Regions from separate parts of the Homo sapiens genome. Here region 2 is linked to region 1. A link is a loop called in an ENCODE intact Hi-C map of the cell type or tissue named here. Cell type or tissue: HCT116. All regions are shown on one strand.

Region 1 (8,000 bases):
GTAGATGTCTATTAGGTCCGCTTGGTGCAGAGCTGAGTTCAATTCCTGGGTATCCTTGTTAACTTTCTGTCTCGTTGATCTGTCTAATGTTGACAGTGGGGTGTTAAAGTCTCCCATTATTATTGTGTGGGAGTCTAAGTCTCTTTGTAGGTCACTCAGGACTTGCTTTATGAATCTGGGTGCTCCTGTATTGGGTGCATATATATTTAGGATAGTTAGCTCTTCTTGTTGAATTGATCCCTTTACCATTATGTAATGGCCTTCTTTGCTCTTTTGATCTTTGTTGAGCTCCTGAAGGAAGCACTAAACATGGAAAGGCACAACCGGTACCAGCCACTGCGAAATCATGCCAAAATGTAAAGACCATCGAGACTAGGAAGAAACTGCATCAACTGACGAGCAAAATAACCAGCTAACATCATAGTGACAGGATCAAATTCACACATAGCAATATTAACTTTAAATGTAAATGGACTAAATGCTCCAATTAAAAGACACAGACTGGCAAATTGGATAAAGAGTCAAGACCCATCAGTGTGCTGTATTCAGGAAACCCATCTCACGTGCAGAGACACACATAGGCTCAAAATAAAAGGATGGAGGAAGATCTACCAAGCAAATGGAAAACACAAAAAGGCAGGGGTTGCAATCCTAGTCTCTGATAAAACATGTCTTTCTTTACATGGTGGCAGCAAGGAGAATAGTGAGCAAAAGGGGAGAAAGGCCCTCATAAAACCATCAGATCTCATTAGAACTCACTCACTACCACGAGAACAGCATGGAGGTAACTGCCCCATTGATTCAATTACCTCCCACCAGGTCCCTCCCATGACACATGGGGACAATGGGAATTACAATTCAAGATGAGATTTGGGTGAGGACACAGACAAACCATATCACTTTTAGTCCTTGCTTCCTTGGGGAATTTCTTTTTCTTATGTCCTATACCTTCAGTAACCTCATAGCCATATCTTCTACTAACTTCTCAGCACATTGTAGAAAATATTGCTTTTAACCATTACGTTAGTATTTTTAAAATAAGAAAGAAAACTGGATTTGGCAAAAAAAAAAAAAAAAAAAGAAGAAGAAGAAGAAGAAAGAGTTGTATAGTACTTCTATAATGTTTGTAGTAAAAGAATAGTTAATATTTTTGTTATTAGAAAATTGAAGTTACTCGTGGTTTCCCAAAGCTGTGATCTTACCTTTTATATTTGTCTTCAAACTCCCTACTTTTCTCCAATCCCTGATGTTTGAATCACTTCAGACTCTCAGGAAAAGGATTTTAGATGTTAGAAAGTTTGGAGACCAAATGCAGATTTATACGCAGTTCCAAATACAAACATGGAAGTGAAGATGGCCAGAGATTTTACTGTAAAATTAACCTACTTAGGAATGTTTTAGCTTCCTGTATTAAAGGGCATAAATTCCTGTCTTAACAAATACACATATATGTTCATTATATGGCAAATGCCTGTTGATGCAGAAAGGTTGAGGATGTGATATGCTGATAAACTGAACATTCTAGAAATGAATTCACTACATTCAGCACATGAAATGAAAATGTCCACGTTCAATGCAGAACACTGAGCAGTATCACAAAGACTTTAATCTCTGGCAATCTGAAGGCACATCAGGGTCCACCCTCCAACCATAGTCACCCCTCTCTGGGCATCAGCTGTCATCATCCAGTGTTGTGGTCCTGGAGATTAGCCTGAAACTGCCTGATCTTACCCTGTGACTGCTCTGGAAATTGCACTTTTGAATCCACTCCCCAATAACTATTTGTTCACTTCACATTTTTCCTTTATGCACAACGATCTAGTCAGAAGTGGGTGGAGAGAAACCCCCACCACTGGGTTGCTTTCGTTGCTGAGATAACATTGGGACTGAGAACTGGGTCTTCAATGATGACTCATGAAGCCTGTGCTACCTCCACACTCCCGGTGGCTGTGGCTCTGGGAGCACACGTGGTGGCCTGGGCCTCATAGGTCACCACCAGCAGGAAAGCAGCTGGGAGCCCAGCTCCTATGAGGCCCATAGTAGCCATCTTTGTATACAAAGACCTGCCTGTTTTGTGTCCATTCCAATACTGCATTTAAGAGCCTTTCTGCCTTCTCTGGCAATGTTATGTGTGCTGAATACTACATGTATCAAGAAGAAAGGAATGGAAACCTCCATGACAGTATTCGGCTACCTCTTCAGATAATTTACCCAAATCTTTCAGATACATTTAAACAATTCTTTTGTCTATGATTTAACTGTTACAAATAATGCCAGTGTTCAAATCTGAAAATATTCTTCACATAGCTGGCGTTGCCATTCTCTACTTACAATCCCACTGTGACTCTAGGCATATAATGTTCTTTTGCATAAAATGTTCTTCTGCCTTTATCTCTCTTCTCTGCTTCCTGCCAAGCTTCCATTCCAATGTCCCTCCATTCCCTTTCCAGTCAGAGACCAGGTGCTTCTCTGCCTGCCTTGCTAATCTCTCCTGCATCCATTCACCTGTCTCCATACCCCTGCTATTATCCTAGCCAGGCCTGTAATTTTTAGAGCTGAAAAGAACCACCTCGTCCAAGCCTTTGCTTTCGAATGAGGAAAATCACCTAAAGAAATGAAGTTAATGGTCGTTGCTTCAGGACTGTAGCTTGAATATGACCATAACACCACCTTTCTCTAGACCTATACACACTATCACACAGCCAGTGTCTCTCCACCTCAATACATCCTGCAGAGATTCCAGGCTGTTCTTTCTGAGCCACTGCCACTAGGCTCCTTCTCAGCTCAAAACCTTTAGTGATCCTCCATTGCCTCCAGAAAAAAATCCAAACTTCTAAAACTCACATTCAACCATCAAGCTCACTCTTCCCAATCCTACCCTTTAGATACACTTTGCAACCAAGTCAACTGACCTATTCATCCCCAGGTATTCTTCACCTGTCCAGGTGAGCTTTTACTCTCACACCTATGTGCAGGCAACTCACAAGTCTGGGTCCCACTCCTAGGTGAGAGCAAATATTGAGTGCCCCACTTTCCAAGAATGCCTTCCTGGTTCCCACCAATTAAAAATCATCTCTCCTCTACTATTAGTGACACAGTTTCTCATTCATATCTCCCTTATGTCACCCATTAGCTTGTATAACAATTTTGTGAACACACTCACTTGGATAGTCTCTGTAGGTCTAAAGCTTCTTACAGAGAAGATCCTAGTGTGTTTCACTTTTGCATATAGTACCCACAACTCTTGCTTATAGCACCCACTCACCTAGGATTCAGAAATGAACCAGTTTGTTCATATATTTCCAAGTTATTAGCCAGTAAAGTTAGAACTCTCTAATTTCTCATAATCAAATGTTAACTTTTTGTTCATCCTTTTTGTTAGATGCAGTTGAGATGGAGACGATATTATTTTTGTTAGGATACACAGCTGAACTGTTAGGATAAACAGTGTAACTGTCACCCACTTGAAGATATTTTAAATTAATTATATACTAGTAGACGTATTTGACATAAAGTGTAAAACAATGTAAAACATCAAATAAATAAAATTTTTCTTCTAAAGGAAGTCTCACCCCCACCCCTTCCATACACACACATTTACACACAAAAGACTAAAGTTATCATAGAAACTCATCAAACGTTTACTGCCATCTTGTGGACAGACAGACATTAGCAAAATACCCAAAAGAAATAACAGCCTTTTATTTGCCTAAGCGGCCTCTACTTAAATGCTGTGTGATTAAACCAAAGGAAGCAGCCTCTTCGTTAATTAAACCATTTGCCCAGAAAGTGGTTAGTCAATGCCAGGGAAGCCTTTGTTAATTGTTCTTTATCATTACAGAACCCTAAAATGGTTGTCAGAAATGTGCATACAAATTATCTTCGTGTTCTCATTCCGAATATCCAAGAAGGGGTGGGAGCAGGGGCAGGTCAGGAAAAGGTGACTGGGTACATTTGTATAGGCTTTGCTTCCTGGAGCAAAAAAGCACAAGAAATCTTTTAATTAATGCATTAGCAATTAGCAGTTTGCACCCCAAAGTACACAATTTACTCTTGATGGTTCAACAGTCTCCTTGATAAATTGCTCCCAAACAAGTAGACATCGAAGATGAAGAAATGCCTGTTTCTCCACGTTACTGTAAAATCTGTGATTCACAGAAGGGACTACCAATGGCCATATTATTACCACTTGCATATTGGAATTTAAATTAATCCATAAGAAATGGGCATGAAATAGGGCTAACAAAATAAAATATTACTCAGCCTCCCGAGTAACTGGGACTACGGGCATGCGCCACCGAACCGGGCTAATTTTTGTATTTTTAGTAGAGACCAGGTTTTACCATGTTGGTCAGGTTTGTCTCAAACTCCTGACCTCAAGTGATCCGCCTGCCTCGGCCTCTCAAAGTGCTGGAATTATAGGCATGAGCCACCGCATCCGTCCTGGGAGGTTTTCTTTTTGTGTTAAATATAGTCCTTATTCAAATACAAAGCTGGACCATAGCTCCACACGTTTTCATGCTATTACTTTGTCTCCAGGGTACTTTATTGCTTTCTGCTGGCCTATAATGAAACTCATATGTGGCACTGAACTTAAAGAAATGATTTCTTATATGAATAAAACTAGATCTCAAAGAGAACCAACCAAGGTGTGTAGAGCAAAGCTGACCCATGTAGCAGGCACTTTCCCTGCCGTGTCCCCACCCCTCTGCCCTTCCCTGTTTTGGTTCTCTGGGCCTCAGGATCACTGTGTTTTGCATTTCTTTCTTTCATCCTTGCCTGCTTGTGTTAATCACTCTAGGAAACTTGTTTAGACGTTAGCTGTCAGATAAGGCCATCCCCAGCAGTCAGAAGAGAATCGAATATTCACTTATTTATTCACGGAGCCAAAATGTATTGACCACTTACTAGGTACCAGTTTCTCTGTAGACATAAGGATCTGAAGGTTCAGAATCACTCACCTGCATCTGCTCAGGCTGAGGGGAGTCAAATAGAAGACAGGAACAGAACGGCCTGGTAGGTGCAATGCCAGAGGTCTGTGCACAGGGTTGGCGGCAGCTTGCTGTACTAGATGTAAGGTGCATGGGGAGGAAATCAAGGGTGGCTGTCCTGAAGAGGTCAGGGAAAGGCTCATGCTAAAAGTACCTTTGCTCCATGTCAGGAAGCTTGACTGTTATGCTCCTGGAGAGTGGTCGTTGATGGTAAGTGACTTCGCCAGAGTTTCAGTTCACTTCTTTGGGAGCAATAGAAATGTAAGAAGGGAGAGGATACATGCAAAGGGATCAAGACTGGAATCAGGAAGAGTCGGCCAGGCACAGTGGCTCAAGCCTGTAATCCCAGCACTTTGGGAGGCCGAGGCGGGCAGATCACCTGAGGTCAGGAGTTTGAGACCAGCCTGGCCAACATGGTGAAACCCCGTCTCTACTAAAAATAAAAAAATTAGGCAGGCATGGTGATGGCCATCTGTAATCCCAGCTACTTGGGAGACTGAGGCAGGAGAATCACTTGAACCCAGGAGGCAGAGGTTGCAGTGAGCCAAGATTGTGCCACTGTACTCCAGCCGGGCAACAGAGTAAGACTCTGTCTCAAAAAAAAAAAAAAGAAAGAAAGAAAGAAAGAAAGAAAAAGAGTTGTTATGAAAGTCTTCCATAAATCCTGGCTACCATGGTCATATCCTGAGGCAGGCAGTGGAAATGGAGAAGACAGCTACTCAGCTCTTAAAGAGGTAGAAATAGCAAGGTTTAGTGACAGGTTGAATATGGATTCTGATTGCAAAGTGTTGACAATGACGCTCTGGTTTCTGTCTTGGGTGACTATGTGAAGTGTGGCGCTAGGAGGGAGAAAAAGTAATATCTTTTTCTCACTCATCACAGTTCATGGCTGAGACCCCTATCACAAAACACAAATTAACAAGAGGAAAGCATAGAGATTTATTTAACCTAACTTTTACCTGACACAGGAGACTTCGAAAATAAAGACCGAAAGAAATGAGGATATCTGTGTATTTTTATGGACAGTCCTGCAGAAGTATGATTGGAGGACAAACGGGTATGATCTAATGATAACAAACTGGGGGAAGCGGAGCAAGGCCTGTTTGTTCAGATTCTTCTGGGCATCTCTGTGTGACAGCCTTTCCCCCCCAAGTACAGGACAGGAAAGGGAATAATTAATGGTGAAAGCTCTAAGAGGAAGTGGGAGGAACAGGGGAGTATTTGAAATTAGCTTTGAATGGAAGGAAAGATATCTGGAAGTGAGGTTACAAGAAAAGATGGGTGTACATACAATTAAGTCTGTAGGTGGGAGGGTGAGAAGACGCTTCATTATCAACATGACAGTAATTAAATGCATCCTCAAACAGATCAGTTTGAAATGCCTCCTACTGTGAATAGACAAACTTGTTACGGAAACATCTCAGGAGACTCCTTGCAGGAAGGATGGGTAGATAGATGCTCCGATTCCTCCCGGTTTCTGCTTTGCCTTTACTTCCCTAATTTCACCCCACCGCCAGTGCTAACCTATTTTCAACTCAGAGCGGTTCTTGCCAAGATAGGTAGTGTTCTTTTTCTACATCCATTACTATTTTATCTTCTTGATCGCCTTCATCAGTACACATTTTCATGAGAATGCTTCCATGTTAGGTTTTATGAGAAGCCATGGAGGCTGCCTCCTGCCTTCTGTACATTGGTGATTTGACAAACAACAGTGATCTAGATGGAGGAGCTAAATATTAAACACATGACAATGCCATTGAAGATTATCTCAATTCTATGTGTGTGTGCGCACGCGTATGTGTGTCTATACGTAAATTTGGGGAGGGGAGGGGTAACCATTGCCTCCGTTTGCAAAGCTCAGTGCTTTCATTGGCGCTACCTTTTCATCCCAGGACAGTTTTGCTCGCACACACCAATTGTAGCTCCTTTTAAGGCGCTGAACTCTGATGTGTCGGCTGCTAGTATTGCCTGGAAACCAGCAGCACTGTGGTCATTCTTCAGGCTCCCTTTATATTGTTCTGGTAACATCCCCTGCTGTGAAGATTTCTCTGGCTCTGTCTGCTACAAATGTAGGGGATAGATATAATGCTGTCTCAGTCATTGTCACCTTTCTGAGCAGTACAGGCACGCTATGCAACACACGTGCAGTCAATTTAATAGGCATGACCGCTCTAGAAACTTTGGAGAAACAGCCAGCCTGGCCTCCTCACAAACTGTCTTTATTGGCCAGATTTCCACACTCAGAACCATCTCTGATTGTTTCTGTCCTGTTAAATATGAAATTGAGAAGTTCAAATGACAGCAAAGTGAAGCTTTTTGTACTTAAAGGTGTTGAAACTTACTCTTGACAAGGTCTATTTTAGGCTTTCATTTCATAAAAAAAAAAAACATGATCCACAATAAACTTTGATGACCCCACACATTGATCTGTTAGCAAGATCATCGCCTCATTTTCCTGCTAGAATCATCAAACACAATCTGTTCCTTTGGGGAGTGCTTTAAAAACATATAACCCTAATTGGAACTGTCTAGAGGTGTTTTGTTAGCTATCTTTCAGCCCCTTCTTTAAAAGCTGCATATTGCTACTGATAAGCACAGAAACTTTGGAATCAGACAGACCTACTGACCCACCCAGATATGTCACTCCTGTCCCAAACCTGTCTTCATCTATCAGAAGGCCAATACTATTTGCCACCCTGTCACAACTGTGTTATCATCATGTACTGAAACCCTATAGGGAAAGTAACTAACACAGTGCCTGCCTCATAGTGAGGGCTTGGTAAACATTAACTTAGGGAAAGACTTTTTTTTTTTTTTTTTTTTTTACTTTAAGTTCTGGGATACATGTGCAGAATGTGCAGGTTTGTTACATAGGTATACACGTGCCGTGGTGGTGGTTTGCTGCACCCATCAACCCGTCGTCTAGGTTTTAAGCTCCACGTGCATTAGGCATTTGTCCTAATGCTCTCCTTCCCTTGCCCCCACTCCACAACAGACCCCGGTGTGTGT
Region 2 (8,000 bases), 1.3 Mb before region 1:
CCATTATGCAAGGAGTGAAGGCAAAATGGGTGTGGAGTTCTCTGTGGACAGCTGCTTCCCTGTACAAGATGAATACTACCAGTGCTCCTTTAGACTTTAAGTCTTTGTCTCAAAGGCTTTGTCTTCAAGCCTGTCTTGTGACTGGAGTGTTTGTTAATAACTGCTCCTCCTGCACCTCCATGTCTCTGTGTGTCCACACATCCCTGCCTACTGCTTCCCATCCCTGATTCTAGACACCGGTTTAGCTACAGGAGACAAGAATCACTTCCAAAGGAAGATGTTGAATTCAGGCAACAGAATGGTAAGAAAAAAGGCCCATGTCATTGTTGTTGTTTCATTCTTAGCACACACTTTCATTTCTAATGTTTAAATTCTATGCAGTGTTTCCTGATTAGGAGTTCTGTTCCTTTTCAAGGATTCTCAGGGATCCTTTTTTTAAGTTGATTCTCAGGGATAGAGCACGTTACCTTCACCACAGTAAGTTCCTCACAGGTGTAGAGTCCCGTTTGAATAAAAACATGTGTCTTCTCAGACAAAATGTGTGTCCTCCCTGTGGCTTGCACAGCAGGGTGCCATGTCCCTCTCTGCTTTTCCCTCTCCCCTGGAGGGTCATCTTTCTTATGTGGAAATCATGATTTTTGAGAAGCTGAAGCTGAGTTGAACTATTTTCCCCTGATTCTTATCAAGGCTTAAACTATATTAAAGGAGCTACCATTTTAAAAGATCTACTCATTATACTTCTTTTAGTATCATAGTTTTAATACTTGTCATATGTCCTAATCCAAATCCTATGCTTTACAAATAATAAAAATAAGGCCTAAAGGTATAGTGACTTACCCAAGTTTACAGAGCTAATTTGTGGAGGACAGTGGAGAGTAGCCCAGGTTCTGATTTTCTGGTTTTGCATTCTGATTTTACATTCACCGCTATACAAATTTTACATTCACCACCACACAAATGGAAGAATTTTGTTATACTTCCAATAGATACATATGTGAAGATCACACATACCCATTGAATATGTTTCAATCAATCTTGATGTTGGGAATTCTTTCATGTTTGGACCAGGATGGTACTTCCATCAGAGCAGAGTATTCCGCCAAGCTAGGAGGATCTCTTCATCCTCTAGACAGAAAAGACAGCTGACCTCAGCCCAACATTCTACTTCATAAAAGATGTTCATAGTCATGATGTCATTCTATCCTCACTAATCATAAGAGGTTGATAATATTGATAGTTTTACCTTATAGACAAGGACCCCAAGCTTCCTCAGTAGAAATCTAGCCATTAGTTCATGTCACATGACTTCACCTCCAGATAGACCTTGTTCTAGCTTGGAATCCATCTGAAGTGCATTCTAAACTAGGGGAAGCGTCCATACTTTCTTAGCTGGAGTATCCTGAGGGAGAAGAGCTCTAAAGAATAAGAAGAGCAAGGACACAACCTGACATCATGTTGCTGCCCCACCCGGCACACCCAGCCACACATATGTGCCCACAAGTTTTGATAAGAGGGTGCCTTCACGGTCCCCAAATCCTTAACATTTATGATGATGAATTCTGCATTGGGGTAGCCCATTTCTGAAATTTCAATTTGGACTTGAGTGAAAACAGATTTCCTATTAAATTCTTTTTGACAGAAACATCTCATAAACAAACAAGCATATAAACAAATATTTCTAATTTCCTCTTGGTGAATTATTTAAAGAATGCACATAAATCATGGCAATGTTTTTCCTTTGGATGACTTTTATTTATAGTTTTCTGTCTTTAAGAAAAATTTCAATAATTCATAATCACATTTTATAAAGTTGCCTTGCTGCTAAGAGCCAAGATAAAGATACATATGATTTAGCTTCCTAATATTTTATTTCTCTCTTCACCCATAAGAGGTCTGGTTTCCCAAGAGAGCTGAGCTCTGTATCAGAGGGTATTCTAATAATTTCATTGATGTATACAAAATGTATTTCCTTTTCCTAAAATGAAAAAGGAAAGTAGCAAAGGCAGTTTTCATTATACAGATTCATAGTGGTGCACCACAGTGGTCTGTGCTCATCCTGAGAGGAGGCCTGACGTATGGCTGCCAGATTTGAATATAAATGTAAACTCCTATTGCTCCACAGAATCCCATGCAGAAATAAGCTTACACCCAATGCATGGAGAAAATCAATAGTATATTATTAAAAGAGCATTCTGACTTTGTGTAGAGCCATTAAAATTAATCCCATCAGCATTAAGTCATGGGCCCTAGAGAATCACCCAGGAGAGCCATGGAATGATGGCAACCCACACAGATTAGGAAGAGAAGATGACACAGGCAGAACAGAGAAGGAAGTGTGGTCTGGCCCAAGCATTGCCCATGTCCCTTCCTGGCTGCCCTTCTTGTGAACACCTGGGGGTTCTGCATCTACACGTTCCTGGTGCCCAATCCTGAACACCACCCTGTCTCTGCTCCAGCCCTCCCTGTCTCCTGGAAGTGCTGCTTCTGAAGGCAACTGCTCTAAACCTTCTGCTTCTTTAGACAGCTGTCTGATAAAACAAAGCTTTCTGCAGGGTTCATGACTGACAATAGGGTCAAATGATCAATTGCCCCTGATCACAGACTTCCTGTGAGATGCAACACCGTAGCCCAAAGTCTTCACCCAAAGTCACGATAACTAGGAGAGAGTTTTTGACTGATACAGCCTTGTTCATTGTGGGAGAGCATGAAAGCCCTGAAAAGCCAGGAGATCTGGGTTAAAGTCCTGCCTCTACCGTCAAGTAACTCCCCTCACTCTGGGTAAGTCACTTGACCTGCCTGTGCCTTAGTTTTCTCATCTGATAAGTGAAGATTTAAAGGGTGTTTTGTGAGAGCTTAGTAAGATAATGAAAAGGTACATGCAAAGCAACACGGTGCTTTAAAAATGCAGCTATGACTTCATTTAGACATTTTGTGGAACAAACACACAGAGAGATGTTGTAACACAAGGATGTAGGAAAGACAAAAGACAGACTTAATTTATTAATCATTTCCTGAGTGTTTATTGCAAGGTGGGCATTGTTTTATGCACACGAGGTGTAGGAGCGAAAAGACAGATTGTCAATTATCTACATTACTGCTAGCATTACAGGAGTTTAAAATTATCTTTCATCTCTTGTATATTTATTGTGCATGGCATAAATCAGCCACACTAGTATCTGCATACTAGTATTGCTTTCAAACACCAATGATAGAAAATGTCCAAAGCAAATCAGAGTAAATTAATTTTTTTGCATTAATTTCTGTTTCTTTCAAATACAAAGATTCATATATAACTACTATCAAAGGCGTTTTTTGCCTTTACAGATGGTCAACATTTGTTAAAGAAGTCAGGAAAACGCAGACATGCAGGGATTAGGACATCCTTGCGTCATGGGTCTCTCAGCCTTTTCCTTAACCAGGGGTGGCTGCGCTGCACTTGAGGAGGAGGCAAGGGGCAGTCAGGCAGCCTGGAGTTCTCCTGCCCACTCTGCTGGCTCTGCTGGCTCCCCAGCCTACTTCAGCCCCAGCCTCGCAAATTCCAAACTGCTGATTCATGCTCATGATGTGAGCCTAATGACCGCGAACACGCTCTTGTTTTTCTTCTTCAGGCACATTTTCTTGGTAACCAGGCGGATGATATGCTAATGCAAGCTGGCAGACTTGATCTCAAACTACAAAAATACGCTCTGCCACGTGGAGGGGACAAAGGAGGAAAGAGACTTCAAGGCTATCCTTTTGACTCGGGTTTCCATTTTTGTCGAGAAGCACACAGCAAGTGCTCAACAAGGAGATTTGGTATTCAGAGGAGACCCACAGTGACCATTAGGATTTTAAACCACCATGAGCAGTAATTCTTCTCATTTAAAATAAATGTCCTCTAAGCTTTTTTAGTAACACACTTTATGAGACTCCGCTAGTTTCTCGTGCTGTTTCAGACAGCTCTGGGTAAGCAGGAGATGCTGAATCCAGTGAGGCAGAAAAGTCAGAATTTGCCTTTTCTCAAAATCCATCTTGGCCCCAACTTGGCTGCATCTTGCTTCTGAGTCATATAGCAAGGGTTCGTTGAAGGTCACCGCAATGCCCTGGACTACTTTGGAGTTTCAATGTATTGCTGTTGAAATAATTTTTAATCTCTTCCTGTCAGCTGGCCAGATGATACAATAATATTACCCTGTGTTGCCTCACAAGTGATTAAAGAACAAGAGCACAGCAAGTCCTGCTTCCCAGCCCTCTCACAGGAGAGCATAGAGGCTTCTGCAGGGAGAACGAGCCTTCTGCAACATACAGATATTCCCAGAAAGACAATTCACAAAGCAGTTTATTAGTGCCTGTGTTTTCAAGGCACTGCTGAGCGGAATGCCAGGGCCATTGGCTCCTGTTTTATTAAGGTTCTTGTCTATCTGACTCAGACTCACAAATTTTCTGGCCACAGACTTGGAATTTACTGTAAAGTGAGTCATCCGGTATGAACCAATGAAAATTCTCCAGGCAAATTCAGTTCAGACTCTGAGTTGTTATTTTTATTCTAAAATGGTCTTTTTCTTTATTATCTGGAAACTCATCAGTTAGGTGAGTCTGAGTGAGTCTGTGTTAAGAGGCTAAAATTAATAAATCCATCTGGGTAATTTCATGCCAAAAGCCACAACCTTCGGTTGATAAAAAGGAAGATGTTTCATTTCAATTGGAAGGTCACAGTCGGTCTGCTAAGCTGATTTTGAAAACGATATGCTGATAAGCATAGGAAAGGGTAAAGAAATTCCTTACAAAGCAAAATGAAAATAAGAATTTCTTTTTTCATCACACCAGAGGAAGATTCAAATTAATGTCCTCAGAGAGAGGTCACTTTGAGATACAGAGAATCAAAGGTTGGCTACCATAGGTTTAGTTTTTTATAATCTGCTTATAACTAGTTACTTCCTTGATCACTTCAGCACCTACAACTATCTTGAGACAGTTTTTACCACTTTACAATAAAAATACTAGAAATAAACATTTTCTTTTATTTTCAGTACTCTGGAAAGTCAAATTTTATTTGAGCCCAAACAACTAAATTCTGACTCTATCTTTTAAAGTGCTCCAGAGCCAAGACTCTAAGCCATAGAGCCTTATTGCTACAATCATGGTCATCAGATTACCTGTGGAGCTCTTGCTGAATGGTGGAGCCAGGAAGGAGCAGCCACTGCAATCTCTTTATGTCTGTAGAGCTGTTGCTAAGCAGTACTACAGGCAGTGTCTAAAGGCCCATCTCCAAGCCTGGAGTGTTCCAAACAACATCTATAAGAAGTCTCCAGAGCTGTGGCATCCCAGTGAGAATGGCTCTTGCATTCAGGCTCCAACAAAAGTGTCCAGGCAGGAAGTTGAAATGGAGGAAGTTATGTTAGAATGACTATCCTCATTACACAGATGAGAAAAGTGAGTCATGGAGTAAGTCAAACTCCTCCACCTCCCAACAACCAAGGAATAAACTAGAACCCATTTTTCTCTGCCTTTGTGTGTTAAGTTAGACATCCACTGGATTATGCCACTTCTTTTGGGGAAGGGAAGAATAGAAAATTGGATGACCCAGCACAACAGATGAATTCTGAGGGTGAAGAATGCAACAGGAACAAATTTCCATTTTCCTGTTATTTGAAGATGGAAGAGTAGATGTGGGTTCCAGTGAAGAACCAAGAAGCAGTTCCACTGAAAAAGTAGTATTTGACTCAAAGTAACCATTTTGAACAAAATTCTGAAAAGTCGACCTTAAATAGTAAATGACTGAGATAGCAAAGGAATGAAATTATCTGTTCTTCCTCAACAATAAACAGAAAGGGCTAATTCAGTCCATGGTAACTATTTAACCATATCTCAAGTGGGTGAGCAGCAATCAATGATTAGCACAAAAATGGTCAGAATAGCAGCATGTTTCTCATATGCAAAAAAAAAAAAAGCCAAGAAAATTATCATGGATTGAGAGCATTTTTGTTAGAATATGTGAAAATAAAAAAAATGATAAAGGTGAAGATTAGAAAAACGTGGAAGAGATGGCAGTAAGAGAGCACAGGATAGGCCCCTAGCTTTGTCCTGGAAGCATTGACCTCTCTGACCTTGCCGCCCACAATGTTCACCTGTGACCATCTGTGTCCACCTTCAGTGAATGTATTGTTCCCAAAAGGCTCTTGTTCCTATCAGAGTACCACACTAGAGCTGTGGTCCAGCTCTGTTCAGGAATCCACAGCCCCAGTCCAGATTTTAAAAGGAAAACCAACTGCAGAAATGTAACAAATAAAACAGCTTGCTCAATAAGAGTTACTCAAGTTTAACTATGGATGACTGACCGAGATGAGGCAAAGAGCAAGTACTATCTGCCAGATATAATAGCAGGAACTCTTTATCTGTTTTCTCACTGAATGTCCTTAAGAATTATATGAGATGTGGCACTATCCCCATTGCTCTAGACACTGAGAACCAAGGAAGTTCTGTTACTTCCTCAAGGTTGGGATTCAGTTCCAGGTAGGCTTTAATCCTGTATGTTATTTACATCATTTCCAACTAATAAAGATGAGAGTGTAATTTATGCACATATCACACTCAAGTATTTCAGGCGGATGTCAATTAACTAACATCTTTGTTATAAAATTATAACAGGTTATCACAGGCAAAATTTTCCATTAGTGCATCTATACTTTTGAGTACAGTGAAATATAGACAAGTAATTCTCAATGGGAGGAGTCAGGGAAGAGAAGCACATCAGGATTACCTGAGCAACCTGTTCAAGCAGATCTCCCATTACCCTCCCCTCCCCAACCCCCTTCACGCGTGTTAGTCAATGTTATCAGCAGAATGTGTCTGACTCATAAACGTACTGGGCTGGGGAAAAACAACAACAACAACGTTGCAACCTCGTTTTGTGTATTTTCACATCAATGAATGTTTTTCTTTTTTTGTTTTTTTGTTTTGTTTTTTTTTTTTTTTTGAGATGGAGTCTCTCTCTGCTGCCCAGGCTGGAGTACAGTGGTGCAATCTTGGCTCACTGCAACCTCCATCTCCCAGGTTCAAGTGATTCTCCTGCCTCAGCCTTCCGAGTAGCTGGGATTACAGGCACGCACCACCACGCCCAGCCTTTTTTTTTTTTTTTTGGCTTCTTTATTATCCTATTTTAAGTAAAGGAATTTCTAGATAATTTTTCTCACATTATTTAGGTTTTCGTATGTTTTGATAGTTCATTTTCAACTTCTGCCTCCCACAATTTTACATGTAACCAATATTCTCACAAAAATATGAATGACTGACATCTTCCATTTACTTAACTGACTTACTCTGTACATATGCATACACACAGCTTCATTAATGTACTGACTTCTGATCAGATTTAAACTGTAGCAAATTTCTTCATCAGAAAATAAAAACCTCTAAGAACGTTACAGGAAGTGATTTCAATGGATCAGGATGCTTTATCATCTATTCATTAATGCTGTCAACATCCAGGTACTGCTGAGTGCCTACAATATTCCAAGCAGTTGCATTTTACCAGCTAAAGTAGAATATACCCTCTTGTTGAGTTAGCCATTTACTTATGTCGGAGAAACATCCTTCAGAATAAGGATGCCCTGAACTCTTCTGAGGGCATTCAAAAATACCAGAGTCATTGTTAGTTTGCCCTTGAATGACTCTATGTTTGTTGGAGATAAAGCACTCATGCCTTTCAGGTGACACTTTCTAGATGTCAGCAATTAGTTATAATTATTAATAATTTTGGTTACTATAACTTATTAGTAGGCTGAAATTTAGGCTTTGAAGAAAAATGGATTGGTTAAGCCTTAGAAAACATAAACACACTGAATGGGCCCTGTACACTCTAAATACCTTCATACTATTTGAAGGAATTCATAGTAAAACTTAAATCTTCAGGTGAATCTGTACTAGTAGCCACTACTAGATTACTGTACCATCCAGGACACCAGAAAAACTGGAAGGCATGTGAGACTGAGAACCTAAGGCCTGCATCCAAATCTCAGTTT

The links. A loop is a pair of places that touch in the nucleus more often than their neighbours do. Peaks named below come from ENCODE experiments on the same cell type or tissue, not always from the same donor. Only the 100,000 strongest peaks of a DNase experiment are listed, where the experiment ranks them.
Region 2: it touches region 1 in a loop (4-fold over the local background); 2 of 110 quality-filtered maps call a loop at or near these places.

The regions. Positions count from the first base shown.
Region 1 is chr6:148,162,901-148,170,900 of GRCh38, forward strand. No RefSeq gene overlaps it. Among named protein-coding and RNA genes, the nearest start is that of SASH1, 180 kb to the right of the region's middle. In HCT116, CTCF peaks have their summits at 3,647 (motif pointing left) and 3,846; a DNase peak (open chromatin) is centred at 3,661.
Region 2 is chr6:146,910,541-146,918,540 of GRCh38, forward strand. The region is part of intron 7 of STXBP5-AS1 (STXBP5 antisense RNA 1); the gene reads right to left. Among named protein-coding and RNA genes, the nearest start is that of LUADT1, 240 kb to the right of the region's middle. In HCT116, no CTCF peak of the experiment used is centred here; DNase peaks (open chromatin) are centred at 3,581 and 4,411; H3K4me3 peaks cover 2,485 bases; H3K27ac peaks cover 2,823 bases.